2 separate regions of the Homo sapiens genome follow, and region 1 is linked to region 2. Evidence: chromatin loops called from intact Hi-C (ENCODE). Cell type or tissue: endothelial cell of umbilical vein. All regions are shown on one strand. Each heading gives the region's core, and the rest is flanking DNA. Links, peaks and the distances in the headings are about the cores only. Region 1 overlaps LOC101927421 (a long non-coding RNA gene). Region 2 has its middle 60 kb from the start of ZNF608.

Evidence for each region. Hi-C counts contacts between places; a loop is a spot of excess contacts. Peaks named below come from ENCODE experiments on the same cell type or tissue, not always from the same donor. Only the 100,000 strongest peaks of a DNase experiment are listed, where the experiment ranks them.
Region 1: it touches region 2 in a loop (13-fold over the local background); 1 of 110 quality-filtered maps calls a loop at or near these places.

What each region holds. Positions count from the first base shown.
Region 1 is chr5:125,272,759-125,278,144 of GRCh38, reverse strand. All of the region lies in intron 4 of LOC101927421 (a long non-coding RNA gene), which reads right to left. Among named protein-coding and RNA genes, the nearest start is that of LINC02240, 220 kb to the left of the region's middle. In endothelial cell of umbilical vein, for the core only: no CTCF peak of the experiment used is centred there; DNase peaks (open chromatin) are centred at 394, 2,694 and 3,714; H3K27ac peaks cover 2,603 bases.
Region 2 is chr5:124,803,997-124,809,382 of GRCh38, reverse strand. It overlaps the pseudogene RPL28P3. Among named protein-coding and RNA genes, the nearest start is that of ZNF608, 60 kb to the right of the region's middle. In endothelial cell of umbilical vein, for the core only: no CTCF peak of the experiment used is centred there; a DNase peak (open chromatin) is centred at 2,932.

The sequences.
Region 1 (5,386 bases), core at 274-5,273, 470 kb before region 2:
ATTGAAGCCTCCTATCCGTATAAAGTTATCTGGCCATTCAAATTAACGAGTGTTCAAGAGTGCAATGAGGAGTTCAGGCCAAAACAGTACAGTAGTTTAAAGGAAGGAAAGACATGGGCTAGTTGGGGAATGATTTCATGGTGCATTAAAATAATAGCCAATGTTTATTGACTTCTTGCCAAGTGCCAGGCATTGGCCTAACTCTTTTATACATATTAACTCATTTAATGCTCACAACAACACTTGACTTAGGTACCATTATATTCTCATTTTAAATTCAAGGAAATCATGGCTGACTGTGGCTTAGTAACTTGCAAATTTCCATAGCAATAGAGCTAAATCTGAACCTACGCAGTCTCACTCCAGCACCTACACTCTAAATCACTATAATATGCCTCCTCCAATAAACCTTCAGGGCTGAGTCAGATGTGATTAGTCAGAGAAAAACAAATAAGAATGGGGGAAGAGTGAGTAAGAGCAAAGGCATGGAGGTAGGATAAGAATAGCCCAGTCAGAATGTAGGTGTATTAGGCCATTCTTGCACTGCTATAAAGAAATACCAAAGACTGGGTAATTTATAAAGAAAGGAGGTCTAATTGGCTCTTGGTTCTGCAGTTTGTATAGGAAGCATGGTGCTGGCATCTGCTCAGCTGCTGGGGAGGCCTCAGGAAACTACAATAAGGGTAGAAGATGAAGGGGAAACAGGCACATCACATGGCTAGCACAGGAGCAACGGGGTCGGAGCTATACACGTTTCAACAACCAGATCTCATGAGCACTCACTCACTATTGGGATGACAGTACCAAGAGGATGGCGCTAAACCATTCATGAGAAATCTGCCCCCGTGATCCAACCACCTCCCACCAGACCCCCTCTCCAACATTGGGGATTACAATGGAACATGAGATTTGGGTGTGGATACACACCTAATCCATATCAGTAGGATTACAGCTGAGCAATAGCAGAAGTCTGATCTGGAAAGTTCAGATGAACTGATGCTATGAAGCCTTGAAAGATAAACTGAATAACTAGTAGAGACTGATTAATGAGAGTTCAGCCAAGTTTAAATATGTTAATACAGTGATGTGCAGAGGTATGCAATAGAATCTGTGCCTTCTGGCCTTTGAGGCAACTTTACTTTTCCAGAAAGAAGAGCATGCCCATCTCTGAACATTCTGCTTTGGCTGCCTCACAGCCATCCCTTGCCCTCTTCCTAACAGCCCTGATTTCCATGTGGGCATCCATCAGGCTCCATAGCTGGAGAGGGTGAATGAGGCTAAGCCAATCAGAGACTCTGGGCTCTCTGACAAAAGAGATAGTCAAATCTGCATTACCTTCAGACTTTTCCTTGAGGTGTTTAGACAAACAATGGGGTTGAGAGTAAGAATATAAGGCCAGAGGAGCTAGGCCAGGAATAAACCCGACTCACAGGGTAGAGCACAACAATGAGAAATGGAGCTCAGACTCTCATGATATCATTGATCTATGAATCCCACATGCCTGAAGCCCACCCAACTTCTGAACTTTTCAGAAAAGTGAACCACTATATTCTCTTTGTTATTTAAGCAGGTTTGAGTAGGTTATCTATTACTACAATAAAATAGTAAGTAATACACTGCTTCATGATAAGGATTTCACCTTGATTTTAGGACAACTAGAAGCTCTCTCTGAGCTGGGTGACACAGCTCATAATATTGTCTCCTTCTTTTCATGACCTGCTCTTCAGGACATCACCTGGACAAATCCCAGTGATTTTTTACAGTTCAGCCCTGAAGCCTCAAATCCCAAGTCAGTATCATCTTTCGCAGGACTGCTGACATCTCTGCAATCTGGAGCTTATAAAGACACTGGGGTGACCGAGGAATAGCTGTATATCATCCCCAGGGTTTTCACATCAAAGGACCCAGTGGAGGCCTCATCCTGTTCAAAATGACAAATTAAAATGAATCCCAGAGCTTTATTCTCTAAGAACATAAGACATGTTTTCTTTTTGAACATTTCATTGCACTGTCTTCAGAATCAAGCTCTCTAAAGAATGTTATTATACCTTGAGCTTCTTGACACATTTCCTAATAATTTGAAGCTTCTGACATTTATACAATAAAAGATTGCGCTCTGCAAAAGAAAAAAAAATCAATGAATCTTTTTGGCAATCGTCCTAAATCTGTAGAGATTAAGTTCACTTCCCAGACATTGCTATTTCATATCAAACACAGAGTCACGCAGTATAATTAAGATAGTTGTAGAACCATATATTTCATGCCCTAGCTGTCTGCTTTAAACTATCTTGGGAAGTTCAGAAATAATAGGGAAGCTACATCTTAACCAGAGTAATTACATTTGCTAAGCAGAATGGGATGAGCAAGAGCTATGTAAAAGAATAAAATAAATCCACCACAAAACCAAGAACTTCTACATTCATTCTGATATATAAACCTTGTTGATAAAAAAGAAAAAAAAATAAAGGGAATAAAAAGAAGAAAGGCTCACCTCCAGTTACAACTCCCAGGAGAATGACAGCTATTATTTCCTATTGAGTTGGTACTTACCACACAGAGCCTGAACAATTCATACAGAAAAATAAACCATAACATTCCTGTTTATTATTACTTTAGCTGAGAGGTGGTGACATTAAACAGTTCTGCACTGCTGCTATAAATCAGCAGGCTAGAGATGTTCTCAGCATGGGACTAGGACTCCTTGGAAACCACTCTCAACAAAGCAACCAGCTGTCAGAATTCTTCAAATTAAACTGTTATTACAGTAGTATTCATTAGTCAGTTACTGGCTATTAAGATATTTTTATATCAGCACCATTGACATTGGCTGTTGCTTTTTAATATGCAAGTTATATATAAACATGATTCAGTGGCTCATGTGAGGATGACAGCCTCTATTAGAGCTTGGTGTCCCCTGTCTAAAGGCTGCTACAAAGGGTTGCTGTCTTATCTGTGCACACTTAAATTTCTCTGGGAAGCTGGATGTTTGTTCTGGTGGTTGGAGTGGGGAGAGGGCTAGTAATAATATATTTCAACACTAGTGTTTGCTCAGAAAAGTGATAGCTCAACGTCAGAAATTATAACTCTTAAAACTGTTACTAAGCCCCTGATGACAGTGGTTTATGCTCCTCCAACTTGACACTTTGGGTTTCTGTTTGTCTGAGATACTGGGCATGTGTTTAACTTTTGCCTGAAGTCCAGAATTAAACAAAGGATGTAAAATGGAATATGTGGAGAAGTGAAGAGGAGAATCAGTCTACAGGCTCTGGTAGAAATAAAAAGTATGACAGGTATTAATTGAAACAGTGTTCTTAGCATTTGGAAAAGTTCTTAAGTCTCAATTTAGTTTCAGGGCAAATTTAACCTAAATCATTTTATTCCAACTAGGAAAAAAAACATATACTATTAACTAGCTTAGAAAGATTAATATAATACTTACATGCATACCACAAACTCATTCACACATGGAAACCACAGAGTTTTTACTTTTCCCCAATCCTCACTTTAATCTTCATACAGCATAGGGAATACTAGCCTATTTAATTGAAATAGAGAGAATTCAGTCCAAATTGTTTATTTTGTAGATGACAAAAATGAGATTCAATGAATTAGTTTACTGGTATCAGCCTTAATTTTGTTTTCTTCCTATTTTCTAAAACATGTTGGAGCTCCCTCCTCCACTTGGAAGATAAGCCATTTCCTGATCCTCAGACCGATAAGATGCCAACAGACAGTATATAAACAATCTTTGCCTCTGCTGCAAGGAATTTTAGCATTTGTCATTCCCTCTGACTGAGAATCTGAGGTGCCCAGGGTTCAACACTGGGGTAGAGTTTGATTGGTTGTAACTGGCTTGTACCAGCTCTTAAGAGACAATTGTTAAAGTTTCAGGAATTTTGTGATCAATTAACATCATGTTAGTAGTATTCAATTGATTATTTATACCACAAACACTACAAATGGACAAAAACCACAAATCAGGGTTGTTGTTGTTGCTGTTGTTGTTTCTTCTGAAGATCCAGTTGTTACCCATTTACCAGCATACCACCGGTTCACTGCTGAGTCTCTTTGCTGCATCCAGACCAGGGAGAGCGTGCTCCACTGATGAAAATGGACACAACCAACCCCCTGAAGTTCATTTATTAAACAAATATTTAATGAATGCCTACCTGATTTCAGATACTTCGGCCACCTCCTACCATTGTGTAGAACAAGTAAGGGCTGAAATTCAGCCCACTATCTGCCTGCACACCTCAAAGGAGTCTTAAGATTGTGAAAAATGTGAAAACACATTGTTCTAAATCTCTCAAAGAGATTCACGGAACTATGGGCTTGTAGGGTGCAGTCTGTCTTGGTGTCTGTCAAGAGGGGTGCTTTTTCTTATTTACTTAAAGGGACATTCTGGACAAACGGTGGGTGCTGAATGCTGTGCATGTGCTGAAGGCACAGGAGTGTGCAAGCCAGACAAAGTCCTGTCTGCAGAGCTCACCTTCCAGAGCGGGAAGAAAATGAACATGATAATTTCAGAATGTGACCGCACCTTGAAGCAAAGCCACCAAGATGTGAGAGAGAGATGGAGGTGGTGGGAGGGGTACTGCTTTGGGGCAGGAGTTCAGGACTGGTCTCTGTGGTCTGTGTAAAGTGCACTCCAAACAGAGAGAACAAGAGCAAGTGCCCAGGGTGAAAAGGGAGTGTGTGTTACTAAGGACAGACGACAGCCCATGTTACTTGGAGCAGAGTGAGAAACACAGAGAAGGGTACAAGTTGGGGACAAAGAGGTAAGCAGGGGCCCTAGTTGTCCATGAAATGGAAGTTAGATATTATCTTTGGGTAATGAGAAGCTATTGGAATGTTTTAAGCAGAGGAGTGATTTGCATTTTTAAAAGATCATGCAGGCTTTCATATGAAAATAAGATTGTAAGGAAACAAAAGTACATGCAAGAGACCAGTTACAAGGCTGAATGCCTCTCTCCCCAAATCTGAGTGCACACTTCCCAAGATGAGGTTTCTCCTTTGTGTTTTCATTTTTATTTATTTTAAAATCTTATCCCTGCACCCCAGCCCAGACTTCCTGACTTAACCACCACTTACCAGTCCAAGACCCAACTTCCATCTCTGAAAGCTTGTGTTTGGTTTTCTTTGAATTAGTTCTCGATCACTATTTATTAACAACATATCATATCATGGTGTCTATACCAGAATAATTCAAAAGGTAATTTAAGGAACACAAGGCATCCAAAACAGAGCAGCAAGACAAAGGAAAAATAATCCTGGTACATACCAGATTCAATTTTGAGTTTGAGATTAGATTTCACACTGGGCTTATTAGCCTTTGTTAAATCAAGTTTAGCTTAAAGCTGCCTCCTTACCTATTGTAAGTCTGGCT
Region 2 (5,386 bases), core at 257-5,256:
AATATTATTATCCAGTGAATAATAGTTATAATAAAACAGATAGATATATATTGTTATATTAAAGAATGTTTCGGAATTCAAATCGTTGAACAAAGTAATCTGTGTTACCTTTTAAATTGCCCCTGAGGCCGCTGCGAGAGAAGCCGCCGCCATGTCTGCGCATCTGCAATGGATGGTCGTGAGGAACTGCTCCAGTTTCCTGATCAAGAGGAAGAAGTAGACAGACAGCACAGAGCCCAATAACTTGAAGGCCCGCAACTCCTTCGCTAAAAAGGGCTGATTCACCGCAAGACTGTGGGCGTGGAGCCTGCAGCCGACAGCAGAGGTGTGGTGGTCATGAAGCGGAGATCCAGCCAGCGGAAGCCTGCCACCTCCTATGTGCGGACCACCATCAACAAGAATGCTCGCGCCACGCTCAGCAGCATCAGACACACGATACTGAAGAACAAGTATGCCCTGACCTGCGCATGGCTGCCATCCGCAGGGCCAGCGCCCTGCACAGCCGGAAGCCTGTAATGGTGAAGAGGAAGCGGACCCGCCCCACCAAGAACTCCTGAGTCCCTGCCCCCAAAGCAATAAAAAGTCAGCTGGCTTTCTCAAAAAAAATTATAATAATAAAATAAAAAATTAAAAAAGTTAAAATGTTTAACCAGAGATTTGAGGGTCATCTGGAAGAAGCAAGGAGGAGCTGCTGCCTGCTTTCAGTAGACAGATGAACTGGCTGAGTCTAGTTTTTCTGACTTTCGGAGTATATACATACATGTGTATATATATGTATGTGTGTATATATATGTGTGTGTGTGTGTGTGTGTGTGTGTGTGTGTGTGTGTGTGTGTGTATAGTGACAGGGTCTCGCTCTGTTGCCCAGTTTTCAGTTCATGATCATAGCTCACTGTAACTTCGACCTCCTGAACTCAAGTAATCCTCCTACCTCAGCCTACTGAGTCGCTAGGACTACAGGTGTGGCCACTACGCCCAGCTAATTTTTTATTTTTTATTTTTATTTTTTGTAGAGGCATGATCTTTCTATGTTGCCCAGGTTGGTCTCAAGCGCCTGGTTTGAAGCGATCCTCCCACCTCAGCCTCCCAAAGTGGTGGGATTACAGGCATGAGCTACCATGCCCAAGCCCCATAAGCCCATAATTTCATGTATAAAAATGGATATTTCAGGCCTGGCGCCGTGGCTCACTCCAGTAATCTCAGCACTTTGGGAGGCCGAGGCAGGCAGATCACCTGAGGTCGGGAGTTCAAGACCAGCCTGATCAACATGGAGAAACCCCGTCTCTACTAAAAATACAAATTTAGCTGGGCATGGTGGCGCATGCCTGTAATCCCAGCTACCTGAGAGGCTGAGGCAGGAGAATCGCTTGAAACCAGGAGGCGGAGGTTGTGGTGAGCCAAGATTGTGCCATTGCACTCCAGCCTGGGCAACAAGAGCGAAACTCTGTATCAAAAAAAAAAAAGATATTTCAAGTGCTCTTCATTTTGACTAATAGATGTATCACTGGTAGTAAAGTATTTATTAAATGTCCTGTGAAACTTTCCTTGTCAGGAGGAAATATCTATTTTATAGATTCCCAAAGCCATAGATCTTAAATTAGGACATAGCTGTGTATTTCAATTTGTGTTGAGTCCAATCCTAGGGAAAGCTATGGGTTCAGTCTATAAGGCAGAAATAAGAATACAGACTTGTTCATAGGAATTCATTCCAAAATGTGAAATAAAGGAGTTTTAATCTACTGTTGAAACTGACACAAACATTTCTTACACATTTCTTTGTCATTAGTGAACTAATTGTACTTTAATCGAGTCAGCAGTGAGCAATAAGAATCCATTAGGAAATACAGTAATATAGTACAGATTTTTATTTCCTTCAAGAGCTCTCCTCAGAATTCATGGTCTCAGTGAGAACACTAGCAATCTGTGAATTATCTGGGCTCTCAAAATGCAGAAAAGAATCAAAGGAGATTTAGAAAGGAGCATTGGCCCATTTTACTGAGAATTCAGCCAGGCTGATCTGCTCAATGGTTAAAGAGTAACAGCAACTACATTAAACACCAGAATGGTCAGTGCAATTAATGCAATTAAAGTAATTAGTCCTGGCAGCTGTAAGGTCAAATAGAGGTAGCTTTGTAACAACAATCTGCCACTGCAAAATTACTGACATTTCCAACTAAATTATATTCTCTAAATTGTTGCCTTAATGCTAAATAAATAAAGTTATGCTAATGTTGGGACTGATTACAGATTGAAATTAGCACAATTGCTTGTTATACAGTCTGCTAGGGTTAACATTTTTTAAAAACATAATTAATGGCCTTTGCTTACTGTCTCTGGTTATAGATCCTGCAGCTCATTTGCATTCTTTTGCAATATGCTGACAGTGCTAAATGTCTAAGAAGAAAGATCTCATCTGCAGGCAGAAAATGCGTTTTTCACGTCATCAAGCTAAAACTTGTTATGGTTTCAGGGCAGTGTTAATAACAAAAATGGCCAGAAAAGGAATGGATAAGAATGAGGCTAGAATCCGTTTTTCTTTTCAGTCTTGTGATCCAGGCCTTTTCTGGAGTCAATGTGAAATGTAATTGCTCTTTTGACCTCTATCTTCTCTCTCCCCAGGTCTGAGGAAGAGCTACACTGGTTGATTATTGCAGGAATGAAAGGCACTCTGACCTTGTCGACCGAACGCCTTGCTGCTTTCAATGTTGCCCATTATACTGAAGGCAGGCAACTCCTGGAGAGAGGCGGAATCTACAGGAGAGCTGCTCCCCGGGCAACCTGCCAGAAAAGGCTTCATCAGCAGCAGTTCAGACATGACCAAACAGCTCAGGCAGTAAAGGAAACAGCTAGGGGGGAGAAAAACAGAGTATATCAAAATATTGTTAGCACACAGCCTAAAGAGCTCTCAGGCATCTATACTATAGAGGGCCTTTGCGAATACTGCCCAGCGTCATTCGCCTGAACTGAAGATCAACCTGGGAATATTTGCTGAGGAAGGAAGCCGTAACCAATATAAGTACAGTCACTGATTTCCTAAAATAGGCAGTTGCTCATTCAAAGGGATTTGTGATAATATTTCTATGTAAAGAGGAAAGTAGGGTGATTTTCAGCAGAAAGTAGGTCAGGATATTTGGTTACAATTGCAGCCGGGTGGGTGGTGGCTCAAGCCTGAAATCCCCACACATTGGGAGCCCCAGGTGGGAAGATCACTTGAAGCCAAGAGTTCAAGACCAGCCTGAGCAACAAAGCAAGACCCCTTCTCTACAAAAAAAATATAAAAATTAGCCAAGTGAGGTGGTGTGTACCTATAGTCCTAGCTACTTGGGAGGCTGAGGCAGGAGGATTGCTTGAGCCCAGGAGTTGCAGGCCGCAATGAATTATGATTGTACCACTGAACTCCAGCTGAGAGACAGAGCAGGACCCTGTCTCTAAAAAAAGAAAAAACTTAAATTTAAATTTAAAAGAAAACACAATTGTTCTAGATGATAAATCATTCACCAAAAATCTAGTTTGATTATTTTTAGAATTTATGGTTGATGTAAGGATTAGGGTACAATTCACAATGAGAACATGCTCTCCCTTCAATCTCTAGAGTTAAAAGAGTCTTTGTTTAAAATCAGCTGTGGTTCCTTCACATAACTGCTCATTCTGCTCAAATCAATTCTATTCAACAAAATTTTATCGAGCATTTATTATGTGTCTAATCATTCTGGGAAACATAAATGAGATGTGAAGTGTGCCTATGAGTTAACGAGACTGGCTGACCAAGCAGACACAGAAATGGTGCCATTTGCTTTCTCATTTTATTGTATTCATTGAGAGAGAACACCAGAAGCCTCTGCTATGAGTGAGGCATGGTATTAGGTTCTTCAGATTCAGATGTCATTTAACTGTTACATTAGTTTTTAGGTTCATATTATTAGCCCCACTTTAGAAAGAGTTTACTGTAGTAAAAAAGACCCTGAAATCCGGAATTAGCCAGTCTTGGGTTTGCAAGGGAGAAAAGATATAATAACTTTCCTCATCCATCATAAGGGACACTCCTATAACAAAAGAGATTAACGAGACAAAACCATAACAAACGTATTCAATCAAAGTTTTACGTAACATGGGAACTGTCAGAAAAGAAGACCCAAAGACCCGAGGAAAGCTGTTTATTTTTATGCTTAGATTTAATGAAGAATGGACAAGGCATATGGAAATGTGATTGGACCAAAGAGTATGATCTAATGGTAATAGACTGGGAATGGTAGGAGCCCAGCAAGGCTTGTCTGTTTAGATTCTTTTTGGCCTCTCTGTGTAACATTTCTTCCTCCCAGGTATGGGATAGGACCCTTATGGAATGGTAGTCTTCAAGGGAGAAGAGAGGGAGTGACCTTTCTAAGATTTTGGCTTGCTTTGAGGGAGAAGAATTCTGGTTTCTATGGCTCACTAAAAAGAAGTGAGGGACAGGGGAGCAGGAAAAGCTCAGAGAGACCTTGCTTCTGAGGCCTTTCAATCTCCTTTAGTTCAAAGTAGTCAGCATGCCAAAGCACCATACTTTGGAGTATCATGTTCTGAGCCCCAGCAGGTTCATACACAATTCTGTTACTACTCAAAATCTCTGCAATCTTGAAAAAATTCTCCATTTCTCTGGATTTTTATTAGTTTTGTTCCTGTAATGAAGGAGACAAGAAGAACTTAAGACCTTTTCCATCTCTATAGTTCTATGAGAAATATTGTTGTACAGTCACACGTATCAGATTTTCTGGGACATCCCAATTCCAAATGTTGTGGCCCATCATGCCTGTAAAAATATTTATGCTCATCAAATGCAGAATTCAGGAAGCATAATCACCCTCTCTAAAAATAAAAAGAACTATCAGAGTTAGGAAATGAATGATGAATAAAGGCTAGGGAGAATGGCATTACAAGATAATTTTCAAAAGAAGGGTGAAATCACGACCCTCATACAGATATAAAAATGAACATGTTAAAGATTTGATTCTAGCCATTAATCAAAGACGGAATGCAGAAGATATTATAACTGGTTCAAGAGAATGTGAAGAGACATATTTAAAGATCAGGAATATTGAAATTAGCATGCAAATGGAATAAAACCAGTTTTTCCACAGGTAGGGGGAGGAAGTCAATTGAACCTATATTAGACAGGGCAGAATGTGCATGTCTATCAGTTACCTGCAAGATACAGGGTTGTAAAATAACTCAAAGACAAGGAAAGGCTAGAATCAGATAATAGGAAGGGTGTAGTGTACCAGATGATGCATAGTTTCCCATTGAAGCTGTTTTTTTTTTCTGCAATGCAAATAGTTTTCATGGGGTTCAGAAACCACTCCCCCAAAATATGGCATCTTGCATACTAAGTATTTTAAGCTGAAGGAATGTG